2 separate regions of the Mus musculus genome follow, and region 2 is linked to region 1. The links are chromatin loops, found by intact Hi-C in ENCODE. Cell type or tissue: heart. All regions are shown on one strand.

Region 1 (8,000 bases):
GAGGTATTCATTGGTATGTTCTGCTGAAGGGAGAAACTGAGTTGCCTGATGCAGGCAGGGGCCACAAGTCTTGGGTGGCGGCTGTCACATCCCGCTTGGCCTGCACCACCAACCCGATGGAAGGTTGATGACAACCCGTGGAAGACAAAGGTCTGGATGGTGACATGTCATTGAGCCACGGTGTCCTGGCCTCCCTGTCTGGGGTGTAAGTTCCTGCTCTTACAGGCACCTTTCCATAGACCTCTTCCTTAGCATTTAGGGAAAGGCAGCAGGGGAGTGCCAGGGCTAGGAAAGGTGAACCTGGGTAGGTAAGATGGCCGCCAGGGTGGTGGGTCACCCAGCCAGAGGTCATGGCACCGGGAAGCAGGAGAAAGAAAGTGCCAAACAGAGGAAGCAGGCAGAGATTTCCTGGGAAGCCCGGGAGCCACTTCCACAGAGGGCTGCACATAAATTTACATGGCAAAGAATATTCTTTGCATGCTGGGTTCCAGAGACTCAGATTCCACAACGACCAAAATGCCAGACATGACTCAGGCAGGAGGCTGGAGTGAGCCTGCCTTCAGGCTCTGGGCTTGAAGTCTGCAGGGAGGGGCCGCACAGAGCTGGAACCCAGAGCTGTCTCCCCCTCCCCTCTCTGTGGTCAGGCATCCTGAGAGTTCACTGGTAAAGCCAGCCAAGTCCCACGCAAACCAGGACCCATGAAGCAACCTGACATTGGTCTCCTACCCTGAGGACAGGGGACATTAGCTGCAGCTGCATTCTAGGTTGCTAGGATGAGTGTTCATTTCAGTTGTCTTTGGCCGCTGGTGTGAGCCGCATCTATTCAGGAAGGCTCAGGAAGACCAGTGCACAGTGGGAGCAAGCACAGTATCTCCATCTTAAAGTCAGTTAGGGTTAGGGTTAGGGGGACATTTAGGGCAGAAGCCCTGACTTGCCCTAAGCTAGACATCTGGGCCAAGTGGGCAAGGCAAATTTATCCCCAGAGACTGAGTGACCAACAAAGTCTAGAAGGGGAAAGGGCCAGGTTGGAAGTGTGAAGGAGGAAGGGATGTAACACTGAACACAGGCCGTGCTCCTAATGTCTGTTACAGACTGGGGTAGAAAGAGTGGTCTGTGGCCGTGCGGGGGCGTGGTCATTGTCGTGGTTAATGTGTTTGCTGTTGTGATGATGGGTAGAGAAGCAATGGAAGGAAGGAAGGGGGTATTTTGGCTCACAGTTCACGGGATACAGCTCATTTCAGAGGGAAAGGAATGATTACAGAAGCAAGAGGTCACTGGTCACATTGCATCCGCAGTCAGGAAGCAGAGAGGGGCGGGCCCAGGGGCGGGCCCGGGGGTGGGGCTCCGGGTGTTCCCCGCCGGTGTTCAGTTTGCCTTTCTCCTTTTTATCTAGTCTAGAACTTTATCCCCTGGGGTGATGCCACCAGCTTTCAGGGTGGGTCTCCCCGCCTCAGTTAACTCAGTGTAGAAAATCCCTCACGAGTGTGCTCAGAGGCTCTAAACGCTGTCAGGTTGACAATATTAACCCATCACAGCAGCGATTCCAAGCAGGGGTTAGGAGCATGCCCAGGGCTGTGATATTGAGAAAGGAAGTAGAAACACTGGGTGAAGGTGCAGGGCACATGGCCAGAACAGGTACCAGGATGAACACACTAGTTGGGAGGAGGCCAAACCATTTGCTCCCGCTAACGCCAGAGTCAGTGGGACTTAGGAAGACATATTCCTGTGACCTGAGGTAGAGGGATGTAGTTTGGATGGAGTAGACTCCTGGTGGTGGTGGTGGGTTTGCCAGGACGGGGGGAGACTGCACCAGGCAGAAGGGGCAGCTAGGAGAACCTGCCCCAGTTTCCAGAGCAGATGGAGTACTAGTGTTGAGATGCCAACAGAGGGGAAGCTGTGTTGGAGCAAGGCAGTGGCATGCACACCTGTCCTGCTGTGCAATGGGGACTGCCATCTTGAAACCAAATCGACCATAACCTCCCAGCCTCAGGAGTTGAACAATGGAGGCTCAACTGTGTCTTCTTCCTGCCTTCCCCAGCCATGGATGTCCCCACACCCTCAGCACATTCAGACCACTCTGGGGCTCACCTCGTCCTGGCAGCCTGTAATCCTGCAGCTGGGCTATACCAGGCATAGCAGGGTGTGGGCTCTGAGCTACCGAAGGAAGGGCGGGGCCAGAGCCAGGTGCAGGCAGAAGAACAAGAGAGAAAGCTGATCCTGCCCGCCTACCGCGAGTAGCCCAGAACACAAAGGCCACTCTTGGCCAGTTTACTTTGGAACCTGAGGCTGCGGTGGCTGGGAGGCAGCGAAGCTTCATCTGGAATCCAGTTTCAGGCAGGCCTCTGATGCCAGGGGCTCCCGGGGTGTGAGTGCTAACCCGCCTTTGGGACCCACAACCCTTTGCCAGATTGGGGTGGAGGGGCAAGAGGGTGTGGCAATGCTTAGAGTCGGTCCTTTCACCTTAGGCGATTCCTGGGGTTGCTCCCCTAACGTACTGTCTCTCACTCTGGGACCCAGCAGGACTCAGAATCTGCCAAGGTCAAGGGTGGGGGCGGCTGGGCTCCCCAGGCTATGCTTCTCTCTTTAAGACTCAGCAGAGCTGATCTCCAACCCTGCCCAGGGATGTCCCCAAAGACCAGTGAGCCAGAGAGAGGCTGGCACCCACCACAGTGGATCCCAGGATGAATTGGAGGACCCTCCTACCCACAGCAAAGGAAGATGGACCCCAGGCTCAGTGACTGAGCAGCGGCTGAGCCAGAATCTTGGGGTCCTCCACCCACTGAGATCTCAGTGTCCGTTTTTAAGACATAGCATTAAAATGGAAATCAATTGTATTGAATAAAGCTGTTGGTAGACTTAAAAAACCAAATTTCAATAGTGTGTGGGCCTCTCTAATAGGATCACGCAGGAACTGGAAGCGTTACGACCTTGAAGTTGGGGGCAGCAGTAGTGCTGAGGTGAGCACCGTCGACATATGGAGCAGCGATGTGGAGACCGAGTCCCTGAGTCACTGAGTTACAGCAGTTCACGACACCTTTACAGATGAAGGAAATACTGCCATCCCTTCTCCCCTAAATCATTTCTCTGTCTCTCCAAGAACCTCCAAACTCTATAAACAGGCCTAACTCACCAGGGAGTGAGAGGCTCCCTCGATGTTGTCTTCTGGAGGGGCACATGGGGGTGAAGGTGTGTTTCTTAGCACAGATGCTCAGTGGGCGAGACTTCACCCACCTGTGCCTGCCCTGGCATCCATTTGCACGAATTCCCCCATTTCAATAGAAATTATAAACACATCTTTCCTGAGGCAGATGCATATGCGGGTGCACGCCTGTACACACACACTCCACCATTGTGTGCGTCCCTGGGCTTCCACGTGTCTCCAGAACCCTTGCAGGCGTATGGTCACAGATGGATACCCTGATCCAGAGAACACTATTTTTAGCAAATCATCCTGAGCTAAAGGGTGGCTTCCCCGTTTACAGAGGAGCAATTGCTCACCATGGAGAGGGCTGCCCCGCTGTCCTCAGGCTGGGCTCTTTGTTTCTTACATGAAGTGAGTAATGGCTGTATTGCTTTGCAAGCTCATCATAGCAGATTCAAGCAATGAGGGGAGGTGCGAAGAAAGTTTAAAAATGGCCCAAATTCTCCTCAGCTAGGGGAAGAAAAATCACCATTCATGTTTGCTGATAAGCGCTGCGGATAGACGCCTTCTGCTCAGTCAGAGGTGGAGGCTAGACAGGGAAAGGCTCTCATGAAGTGGGGACCTACTCTCACCTGCTATTTTTAACAAAGATGGTCCTTTAACTTTGTGTGACTCAAATAAGAAGCTGCAAAAGGACGGGGAGGTTGGAAAGGGAATCTCTGTCTTTCTCGTTCTACGGCATTCATTTCGTACTGTACTGGCCCAGGGATACACACGCACATGCAAACCACAGACACACACACACACACCATACATATAGACACATATACACCATACACATGAGCACACACACAATATACACACACATAGACCCCATACACACACCACACACACACACCACACATACCATACACACATACTAACCACACCAGCTTGCACACCCATCATATACACACAACATACACAGTCACACACCATATACACACACATCGTACAGAGTCACACATCATGTACACACACACATCATATACACACCATATACACTCATATACCATATACACACACATATACACCATACCCACATACCACACACACATCATACACACTCATATACCATGTACACACGCATACCACACGTGCACATACAAACCACACACACACACCACCATGCACACTCATATACATGCACACACATCATACATATACCATATATACACATATGCACCATACACACATACCACACACACACACACCGTACAACTATATGCTCATGTCTGTGTGTGTGTCTCAGTGCAGAGACACATATGTGCCAGCCATATGGAGGCCAAAGGTCAGCTTGCAGCAGCGTCATTCCTTGGGAGCTGTCCAACTTGTTTTCTGAGACAGGAATTCTCACTAGGACCTTTATCTGCCATCGGTGGTGCTCAGGCACCCTGAGTTGGGGTCCTTGTTGGCCGTGTGCTGGCATGGGTGTCACAGAAGCTTATAGGGGTCACTAATGACATGCCCCATGGAGTGAGCTCAGGGCAAAGCCCTTGGCTGACAGGAAGAGAGTGTGTCCCTGGCAGACATCTTCAGCAGGTGTCCAGTCTGCCCTCTTGAGCCGGTGCCCAGCCATTCCCGGTTTTGATGTGGTAATTAGCGGTGCAGCCTCCTGGCTTGGTGTCATAGTCAGGAGCCCTCTGGCCACATCCTGTTTTGGTGAGCCTGACAGAAATGCATTCTTCTGCCTTGCTGTCATAGACAGAGTGTGTTCGCACCAGGTTCTGAATCTTTTGAGGCCACCAGGGGCCACATTCTCCCTGTTTGACGTCACACACATATGCCTGTTGGAAGTCCTCTTCACCAGTGGTCACCGCCTTCCGGTGCTGGGGGGGAAAGAAAAAACAACCCTTGGGGTTTGCGCTTGTATGTCCCCTTTTATGGGAGAAGAGGGGACGGTGTGATGAGCCAGAGACCCACCTGTCACATTTCCCGTCTTTAGAATCAGTCTAGCTAGGGACGGTGCTGCACTCAGGGGATCCCTATGAGATCCTCAGATGGAGGTCTACACAGTTGGGCACACCAGATGCCAACATCTGGATGCTAGTTCTTGTGTTCCTGTCCGGCCGGCCGTTGCTGAAAACCCTGGATCCCTTGGGGGGCAAATGCTGCCTCCAGTTGCTGCCTCTATGCCTCAGGTTTGATTTGCACCTCTTGTGTGAGGGCATGGGGATTGTGGGGGCACTGGACACCACTCAGGCTGGGAATGTTCCCTGGAGAGGGGGGGTGGGACCCTGTCCCGTGCAGGGCCAAATCCTGACGTATGCATGCTTCACCTTTTAATTGGAGAAAAGCCCTTCTGTTTGAGTCTGGGATAAAATGAACGGCATCTCTTCCCATCCCTGCCCTGTGGAGGCCAGGGAGCCGGTTGTGGTGGAAATGTCTTAAAGGGGGTCAGTTGAAGTGTTTTTACTTTTGTGTGTGGTGGACAGGGTAACCCCTTCATGAGGACACACCGTCTCTTGATCACTGATATTTATGCATACACGTACACACTGGGGCAAGAGTGGGGGGGGTCACTTCATGGACCCTCCCCACACACACACACCTCAGTGGAGGCGAGCATCAGCGTTTACCCGAGCCGCTGTCAATCGTATGCGCCTGTGCAGTGGTTGGCAGTGGGGGTCGGGAATGGGGTGGGCTGTACACTTTTGCAGATTGTGTCTTTCCCCGCCATCGGCCTAGCTGGCTGACTACCCTGCCCTCCGGCCGTGGCACCCCATCACACCCTGTGTTTGTCTCCCAGCTTCCTTCCAGGCAGCCTGAGGAGAGCCTGTGCCCCCAGAAGCAGGATGAGAAGATGGCAAACTTCCTGTTACCTCGGGGCACCAGCAGCTTCCGTAGGTTCACCCGGGAGTCACTGGCGGCCATCGAGAAGCGCATGGCTGAAAAACAAGCCCGTGGTTCGGCCACCTCACAGGAGAGCCGTGAGGGCCTGCCAGAGGAGGAGGCTCCCCGGCCCCAGCTGGACCTACAGGCCTCCAAAAAGCTGCCAGATCTCTATGGCAACCCACCCCGAGAGCTCATTGGGGAGCCCCTGGAAGACCTGGACCCTTTCTATAGTACCCAGAAGGTGACTGCCGCCCCCTCAGCACCCTCCTCACCCTTTGGGTAGCTCCTGGGAAGGCAGCAGACAGATGGAGCTTTGCTCCTGTGGAGTTCTGTGTGGGGCCGGCTCCCCTGGGCTTTGGGGGAGTGATTCACCATTAATCTGTATTCCAATCACCTTAATTTTGGAGTTCTGGGATACAGACATAAATCACGCCGTTTGAGCCCCTAACATAGGGGTGGGAGGACCACTGAAATGTTACCTTCTTTTGTCTTTCTCCGGCATATACCTCTAGGGGATTCCTTCCTGTCCCCAGACGCGTGGGCGCTTGGAATGAAGCCCTGAGCGGTCCCCCTCCTAACTCCTGCATGCGTTCCTCCTGTCCCTCTGGCAGCTCAGAGAATTAGCCAGGCATCCTCCTCTGAGCCAGCTGGCTCAGGCTGAGCCACAGTAGAAGTCTCCTGGGCCTCGTGGCCTTCCCTGAACCACAGAGGTCATGGGAAGGCTGAGGGGTGAAGAGGGCGTGGCTGCTAAGGCATGGAGTGTGGGGAAGCCTTGTGCTGCCCTTGTTGCCTGGAGAGAGGGAAGGGAGTGTTGTGCTGTTTCTCCAAGAGGCCCTTCCCTGCACTAATGATGTGACAGGCACACAGGTCCCCTACAGAGGGACAGGCTGCTCACACAACTGTCCACTTCTGGACCTGACTGTGGGGGTCATGGCAGGAGAACAGGCTGGGATCTAGAGGAAGGCCTTTCCAGGAAGGCTAGGCAACAGAGACCAGGGTGGCCACGGGAGTCCCTGTGGCCAGCTTCAAGCTGAGCGCAGAGCAACACCAGCGGGACTGGAAAGATAAGTACAGTCAGTGTGGGGGTCTGGGTAGCATGTGTCTGTCGGTCTGTCTGTCATGGTGGTTGAAGACAATGTTTAAGAGACTAAGAGCCTGAGTGTGCACGTCTGTGTGTATGTGCATATGCATAGGTGCATGTGTGATCAGCTGTGGGTGCGAAGGGACACACACACACACACACACACACACACACACACACACTCACTCCATCTATACAGACAGTTAGCAGGAGAGACGACCTGGGCCCTGCTTCTAGGCTGAGGCTCCAGGACCTCTCCCTGGCTCAGGTGACTGGAGCAGGGTCCGAGTGGGATGTGAGCCTGAGCTGTGAGTGAGTGAGTGGGTAGGCTCGGGTCGTGCTTGCTCCGAGCTGACAGAATTGGGATTAGGGTTAGGGACACAGCTGAGGGTGAGTCTAGGTCATGGAGGGGAACAGAAAGGACTAGGCAGGACTCAGACGAGACCAGTAGTGAGCACGGCAGGTGAACCTAAGATGGAGTCCAGGCTGGCTGGGCTTAGGAGACCCCCCCCCCAACAGGTCACCAAGGACGCCATCTCTTTTCTTAGTCTCTATATATCTGGGGATGCTTGATGTTTTCCGGGTACCCTGGGTTCCATCCTGTTTCTCTTGCCGTCCCTGGCTACACCGCCTGAGGTCTCGCAGGCTGGCACCCCGTGGAACTCCTAGTTCTGACCTCTCTGCTCACCGTGTCCCAGCAGCCAAGGTTAAATAGGACTTTGTCCCATCCCCTCAGCCCGTGAAGATGGGTGACCTCATAGCCTGTGGCTGCCATGCTCTGGTGTGCTGGCTCCCTTTGCCTCCGGCTTCTGCTCTGCAGCCTTGAGATCTCACAGCTCCCCTGCCCCATGATGCCAGACAGGCATATCTTCTAGAAACGAAGGGAGGTCCTCAAAGCCCAGA
Region 2 (8,000 bases), 470 kb after region 1:
TTACCTTCCCACACAAGCCTGCCCCAATAACCCCGGCCTCTTCCCACATCACCTCCTTGTCACTCAGATTCCACCAGGATCACTTCTTGTGTTTATTACAGCAGCTCTTTTCTTTCCATTAAGATCTAAGCTGCATGACAGCAGGAGGGTTCTTTTTATGTATTTTAAACACTGACGATCATTTCCATGTTTCTATGTGCCCAGTGGATGATAGATTCTTTTTTTTTTAAGATTTATTCATTATATGTAAGTACACTGTAGCTGTCTTCAGACACACCAGAAGAGGGAGTCAGATCTCATTACAGATGGTTGTGAGCCATCATGTGATTGCTGGGATCTGAACTCACGACCTTTGGAAGAGCAGTCAGTGCTCTTAACCGCTGAGCCATCTCTCCAGCCCCAGATGATAGATTCTTAACAGATACGTATTGAAAAAAGAAAATAGAAGTTTCCAGACACAGGTTTTAGTGTCTTCTTCAGTTGGGTGGACTTTGTCACATGGCTTTTCCTGGGGACACACGAACAACCTTCTTTTTGTTCACCTCGGTTATGGCACCAGTGGCAAACTAAGGAAATGATTGCATTTGGGAGCCCAGTAAGCTCACTGGGGTCATGGGTGAGCCAAAGGCGACTGGGTCACTCACGGAGAAGCCAGCCCACAGCAGCCTGCGTGAGGGCTCATAAAGAGTCACCTTACGACTCCCTGAAGCTTGCAGGCAGCTTCACCAGGGCCTCCTCTCCCTCTGCCGACAATGTGTTCTCTGATTAGAGAAACCTGGAGAGACCTTGTAAATTTTGTGACTTCCTGAGCCTTGCAAGTTTCTTTAGCTTCCTGAGACGTCCAACCCCTCCAAGAGGGAACTTTTCAGGTCAGAGGAGATAGCTATGGAACATTTTCCCCAGACTCATGAAGCATGAAGCAATTCCCCTACCGCGGCTGGCGTAAGCGAAGGAGAACACTGAACGTCCACATTAAAGCCGACGCAGTTCCATTCCCTATGAATGCTGATTAATATAATCTCAGAAAAGAAATTCTCAATTGCCAGGTGTGGTGGCGCATGCCTGGCCCCAGCATTCAGAAGCAGAGGCATGCAGATCTCAGTAAGTTCAGGACAGCTGGAGCTGCAAAGGGAAACCCTGCCTCATAAAACCAAGTATTGTATGCCGGCCCGTGGCCTACATGAACCGGGTACACCTGGGAGGCAGGCTGGGGGCTGAAAGAGACTTTGATGGCAAGAAAAAGATAATGAAGCCAAGACAAACGTCTGTCTGATCAAATTCTGCAAGTTTATTAAGAGACTGTGCTTATAAGGGGGAAGGCCCATCCCCCCACCCCCACCCCCCAGTCCACTCTTGGTGCCTGGAGCCATTCTGTAATGCCAGCAGCACTTGGTCGCCAGGCTGGTTGCTTATTCAGGAATGTCTCAGGAAGACAGGTTCAGCCTCTCTCAGGGCAGTTGTCACTTCAAAAGGAGCCAGCCAAATTGGAAAGCTGCACCGCAGGTGGCCCCACCTCAGTGGTGACAAGGTCTGTACTAGCCTGCTTCAGGCTGGGGGAGGCTACAACCAAGAGGAAAAAGGACAAAGGAAAACCCTAAAGAGCCCCGTGCTAGCCTGAGATTACCAGGGCTGCTGCAACGCTGTAGCCCATGCTGGCATCTGATCCTTGCGCAGGAGTGACGTCAGCCTGATATGGTCTGAGGAGTCTCCCTTGCCATCACTGTCTCTTGGGGCAGGTGACCTTCCCATCACCTGTTGAGGCTGTTAGACCTGGGTCAGGACCTGCTGCACCAACGTTCACAGAAGCAGGGGTGTGCCCTCAGACCAAGAGCCTCTGTGGCTACAGAGATGTATTAGATAGGCCACCGAGAGAATGGCTGTGGGCAGGTGAACTCTAGCTCAGAACCCTAGGCAGGCAGTATCAGTGCCACACTCTCAACATCTTCAGTTTACCCCAGAGCAGACAGTCGTTCCTGGTTAGAGAGAAGCAAAGTGACTTGCTCAGATTCTCACACCAGGAAATTGTAGAGGCAAGACTTAACACAACCCCTTCACCCTGATGCTCCGGCACTTGGGTTCTAAAAGACAGGGAGAGCACTGAATAAACTTCACTGGCCTCACCCACCTGGGCTGGTCTTGGTTTGAGTTTCATGGGGGAGGGGCTGAGCAAGACAAGCCCTGGAGCCTGACCATCCTGAAATTTAGCATTCTTGTGCTGATAGCGCGCACACATGTCCACGCTGTCCTCGGAGTGAGGGATAGCGTGGGGGCCAAGGGAACTGACTCTAACAGAACTAGTACTGGCTGGAATACTAGACCTCTCTCACCTGCCCACAGTCACCAGCCCCTTCCCACACACCCACCTTTGCACAGACACTTGAGACTGGGGCAGCCAGGGGTTGGGGGTGGGACAATACCTGGAACTCTGCCCATAGAGGACAGGTCTCAGGTCTCAGGCTCCAAAGAAAGCCTACCACCGAGGCCCTTTGAGCAGTCAGGGTCTCAGGAGAGTTTGCAAAGGTTCTGAGTAGAGTATATGTGGCACCCGGGCAGGACTAGGCCCACACCGCTGCCCCTGGAAGGCTTCCCCCACCAGATTCCACAACCATCCTAGGCACACTACTTAAACCTAGCTGCACAGAGCAGAGGGCCTCCCACCCCGTGAGAGAGGGAGAAGAAAGAGGATGGGAAGAGTGTCATGGTGCAGGTCAGCACTTGAGCATGACGTTCTTTGTTTCTGCAGAACCTGGCTGCTTGGGACAGCTTTGAGTCAGCATGCCTCCCCAAGTCTGCCTGGCAACCCCAGGCCAGGGAGGGGACATGAGTGAGCTGCAATGCGTGCAACAGAAGCTACATATGTGTCTGTGAGCTTGGAGTACTCAGGAGCAGAGCGTTCTATAAACCCGGCCATGGTCTTTTGTGGTAGAGGGAGAGGCCCTAGTGGTGGGTAATGCCCTGGCTTGGAGCCCAGGACTCGGAGACGGAGATGACAAGAAGAAATGACTCTGGAGATGAAGCCGTGCCAACTGCTGGTGTCAGGAGTTCTTGGTCTCAGGTGTAGGAGAGGAGGCCTGACTCATGGATGCGAATACCTGCCAGGCTCCAGGACAGGACCGAGGGGGGAGGTTCCAAGGCTCAGGGAAGACCTGGAGAGTAGGGCTTTGGAGAAAGAGACGGAAGTCAGGGAAGGAATTTCTCAATTTGCCCCTTCCCAGGCTCTGTCTGCAATGGAGCCTTACTCATTCTTCATGCAGTACAGCGCCCAGCTTGTGGAAAGGAAACCTGGGGGGGGCCTTCCTAGGGCATCAAGACGGGGGTGGGGGTGGGGAGTGGGAGGCCTGAGTGCCAGCCCCACACTGTGGGGGTGCGGGTGGGGTGGGGTGTACATGAACGGCAAGTGATTCTCTAAAACCCAGCCTTAACACTCAGAATCGGGAGACAGCCCATGCTTCACAGGCCACGGAGGCCTGCTAATGCTAGGAGAGAAAGAGCTGAGGAGAGCCCGGCTAGACTCTTCCAGGCCAACTGCCTCCAGTATCGGGACCCTTGCCCAGGCAGCCTCACGGCAGGCCTCCGTCTTCTCCCCTCATTAGGGAGTGAGGGGCCTATACCTGCTTGCTGTTACCCCTACCTTAAGGAAAGCACCTTCAACACCCCCGGAAATGAGACGTCTCTCAGAGCTAAAGAGAGGGGCCCCTCTCTTGAAAAAAAAATCTAGATATTACTCTCCCCAAACGTGGCAATGTGGGCCCGTGCATGCACGCATTTCTTAGAAGACAGACCAGACTGCCTGGCTAATCAGCCGCTTTAGCAGTGATTCCTGTCCCCGCTAAGACCCGATTCTGATTCTTTCCCACATCACCCACAACCCCGGCGAGGCCAGGCGCCCACAGGCAGGGCGTGGGGCCGGCAGCTCGCCGTAATGACAGGGCCTGTGGGTGGTGGCGGTGGAGGAAGCAGGAGGGATCTGACTATTTCTGGCCCTGGCGCACCCAGCTGGCCCGAGCCCCGGCCAGGGTTGGCTAGTCTTCCCGGCCCCCAGCACCGCGTCCTTTCCAGGTCCCCTGGAGGGGGCGGGGAGAAGCGCCGGTTGGCGGGTCCGGGGGGCGGTACGGTGTTCTGGACCCACCCCCGGCCGCCTCCCATCTCAGTTCAGTTGGGTCCCTGCACCGGACTGCGCAAGGACCCCAGGCCGCTTGGTGATTTTGCTCAAGTGAATCACGCCGCGTCCCCTCCTCCGCGCGCCCCGACCGGCATGGACTCCGGTCGGGACTTCCTGACCTTGCACGGTGAGTGTCCCGAACGTAGGGGAGACCCTCGGGAAAGCCGAAATACACCCGGGCGGCAGGGATAACAGCTCCTTCGGCCGCATTTAAACCACCAGAGAGCCAACTCCTTGTCCCCTTGTGGGATCCCAGAAAAACCTCGGCCCGCGCTGGACACAACCTTGGGCGTTTCCAGACTTTCCCCCAAATCTGGCCCAAGAGATCGGGGAGCAATGCTGACATCTCTCGGGGATTTCCCCTTAGCCTGTTCATAAAAGGCTGGGCTCCTGGGTCCAGATGGCACCAAAGGGGTCAGGGAAGGAAAGGGACAGCATCCTTAGCCAAACTCTCGATTCAGAGGCTCCCCAAAACACGGGTGCGCCTGAAGCGAGTCAGGCCGCGCGGGTGTGGCGGATGAGGGTGTAAATGGGTGGGGCGAGGAGGAGGTGTGCAAGTTTGGCTGAAGTCGTTCTGGCAGCCTTCGCTCCCCAGAACAGAGAAAAGCGATGCCAGGGCTGGGAGGAGCAGCGCTGTCTTTTTGCTGACCCTCCTGGTCGGACTGGGCCAGATCTCAGTTAGAACCGCCTGGCAGCTTGGTCCTTTGTCCAGCCGGCTTTGTTTCTTCCCATCTGGGCTAGCTCTTCTCCCCATGCCTGTCCCTCTAGCAGAGAGGGAAAGCGCAGGCTCCTGGCTGCCTGTCTTAGAAGCGTCCAGGGAAGAGCAAGGAACTAAGTGGTATTTACGCACACTCTGTGGGAGGGGCTGTGGGGAGTCTTTCCTTCGTGTCTCCCCAGGTCATCTATTAGCTCAGCAATACCTGCTCCTCTCACATCGATCCACGGTTTCACAGTATTTTTCACTTAACTCGAGTATCCCTGAGATTGTAGGTTCTTGGTTTTTGTTTTTTAATTAAACAACGTGTACTTGTGCTGGAGGGGGTATGGGTGTATGGAGATCAGAGGACAACTTGCAGGAATCAGTTATCTCCTTCTATCTTGTGCGTTCTAGGATCAAACTCAGGTCACTGGGCTTGGCAGCAATTGCCTTTACCCACTAAGACGCCTTGCCTCCTGGGCTGTAGATTTTTGTGTTCACCTGTCCTCCGCTCCACTCCCCCTTGGATGTGTGCCCTGCAGGCAGCCCCCAACCTGTTTTGCATCAGTTGACCTGGACTTTATTGTTGTGGGGGCCCAGTAAGCTTGGGTTTCTAAAAGCCACCTTGTTGGGCTGTGTTCCTGCCCCTCCCACTGTTCCCTCATTCTCTCCAGAGGTCAGAGATGCCCCTACAGCTCCTGACTGGTGGGAACAGAGGGTGGCCGCTCTGAGGGTCACAGTGGAGAGGGGCGGGCTCTCCCCTGGCCGCCTCCCTCTGGCTGCCTCTGACCGCCATAGTGTCATGGAACCTGGGTCATGGAGCAGGCCTCAGTGTCTGTACCCTGGTCCCATTTCTTTCTTGGGTCAGCCCTGGTATCTCCCGTACCCAGGAAGACACAGAGCCTCAGTCTAATACAGCACAGGCTTGGCCAGCCTGGCCCATCCTGTTTGAGCCCAGCCTCCTGGAGTTGTGACTCAGTCCAGCCTTTCCTGCAGGACTGGAATGTACACTGTGGCCAAGCTGACGGACCTGTGGGCCCAGCGCTTCAAGCGTGGCATCCACCGTGACCTCCAGAAGCAGCTCCTGCCTACACTGCCAACCCGATGGGGAGGGGAGAGGGGTCAAGGAGGGTCTCTGTGGGAGGGCGTGGTCACTGTGGCTTGTACTTGTTAGCTGATGGGGAGTCTGCACTCCTCTCCACAGTGCAGGTCCCACAGCACTGGTCACTTTCTGACTTGGGCAGTTGGGGGTCTGCTGGAGAGGTGCCCTCAGTCCCCTCCATTAGCTGGAGACCTGTGGACTCACCAAGAGATGACACGTGGCTCTGTCCTTACTCATACAGAGGCGATGTTGGATAAAGACACATATTGTGCAGACAAACAGTAGAGTTCTCACTCTCCCCTGAATTCCTTGCAGAAGTCTCTCTCTCTCTCTCTCTCTCTCTCTCTCTCTCTCTCTCTCTCTCACACACACACACACACACACACACACACACACGCTCGTGTGCCCACAAGCTGGGAATTGTCTGGCAGAGTGGTTAGATGATGGGACAGAATCAAGGGCAAATGTAGCTGGATTTGTATGCACGGACCAAGGGGCTCTTTCTACCACTGAAGCCTGCTAATTGATACTATAGTTGCCATCTTCCCCTCCTACACCACCCCTCTCTATTTTAACTAAGCCTGGACTGGCATCCCCAGCAGGGCCCTGAAAAGACATTACTTCCCAGGACCTTTTCCTTCACTAAAGACAGTCACCACACTGACTTGCCCTGCACCTGGCCCACCTGCCCTATTGCCCGAGCCGGCAGTCTGTAAAAGGGACAGGGAGCCCCTAGAGCCACAGGCTCCAACTCTAGCTTTGCCATTTGCTGTGTAGCTGTGGCCTTTCTGAGCCCTTTTCTCATCCATGGGATTGCAATATATTTTTCCACAGAGGATGTTGCCAGGATAAAATACTAGTGGGGGCTGGGGACTTAACTTCAGCAAAGTAGCTCGGCGGGCACACATTCCTGGGTTTAGTCCGCAGCACCTTATAAGCCTGGCACAGTGGCACAAGATTACAATTTTAGCATTTGGAAGTTGGCAACCATTAGTTCAAGAAGTAGCAGCCCTCAGCGGCACAGGGTGTTGGAGGTCAGCCTAGGACACACAAGATCCTCTCTCAGACAAACAAAATCAATGGGCTTGGGAGTTCTAAGTCACTTCGGAAGCCAAGGACCCCAAGAAAAGTGAGCACAGAAAGTAGGGGTGGCCTGCCCCCCACTGATGGGAGTTATGCTTCAAAGCTATCTGCTTTGGGGGTTCTGGGCCCATGATACACACACATTGATCCAAGTTGTTAACTCTTTTGTGTCTCAGGCCACTCGAGGAGTAGGGACCTTCTCAGAACTGCATTCTGTTGTTGTGGGTCGTTTCCAGTTTGTTGTTGTTTGGAGGGTTTTATTTGTTTTGTTTTTGAAACAGGATCTCACGTTATACCCCAGACTGGCCTGTTCACTATGTGGCACAAGCTGACCTCAAACTCATCGCAATCCCCCTGCCTCACAATCCTGAGTACTACAATTACAGATGTGAGCCACCCTAACAAACTTAGGGTCGTGATCTTAAATCATCACATAAAGTGCTTAAGAATTCAAAGAAAATACAGCATATTGGGGTTCGATCCCATCAGGGCCCAGGCAGTCTTTGTTTTGGCTAAGAACCTCTATATAGCTGGGTAGTGGTGGCACACGCCTTTAATCCCAGCACTTGGGAGGCAGAGGCAGGGGGTTCTCTGAGTTCAAGGTCAGCCTGGTCTACAGACAGAGTTCTAGGAAGCCAAGGCTATGCAGAGAAACCTGTCTCCAACAAACAAACAAACAAAACCCCTTCACATGTTTTTTGTTTTGTTTTTGTTTGTTTTTACAACGTGGGCACTCTACTCACCCCTACCTCAGACAAAGCTTTCTTGTGTCCACATTTCACCCATGCCCACATTTCAGTTCGTCTCCATTCACTGCCTTGCTCATCCATCACGCATGCTTCAGTGTGGCGGTGGCACCCTACTCACTCTGTGCTTCGGCTTTTTGTTTTTACTGTGCTTGTCTGTGCCAAAAAACTGGCTCTGCCAGTGACTCAGTCTTGCTGCTTCAGTGAAGC

The links. A loop is a pair of places that touch in the nucleus more often than their neighbours do. Peaks named below come from ENCODE experiments on the same cell type or tissue, not always from the same donor. Only the 100,000 strongest peaks of a DNase experiment are listed, where the experiment ranks them.
Region 2: it touches region 1 in a loop (2.4-fold over the local background); 2 of 42 quality-filtered maps call a loop at or near these places.

What each region holds. Positions count from the first base shown.
Region 1 is chr9:119,560,609-119,568,608 of GRCm38, reverse strand. Scn5a (sodium channel, voltage-gated, type V, alpha) reads left to right here and starts at 5,931. Exons shown (of 27, transcript NM_001253860.1): 1 at 5,931-6,257. The coding sequence starts at 5,985. In heart, no CTCF peak of the experiment used is centred here; DNase peaks (open chromatin) are centred at 4,758 and 6,768; H3K27ac peaks cover 2,370 bases; H3K27me3 peaks cover 2,430 bases.
Region 2 is chr9:119,089,647-119,097,646 of GRCm38, reverse strand. Plcd1 (phospholipase C, delta 1) reads left to right here and starts at 4,145. Exons shown (of 15, transcript NM_019676.3): 1 at 4,145-4,289. The coding sequence starts at 4,256. In heart, a CTCF peak has its summit at 4,040; DNase peaks (open chromatin) are centred at 3,056, 4,056, 4,716, 5,896 and 3 weaker places; H3K4me3 peaks cover 1,731 bases; H3K27ac peaks cover 3,506 bases; H3K27me3 peaks cover 542 bases.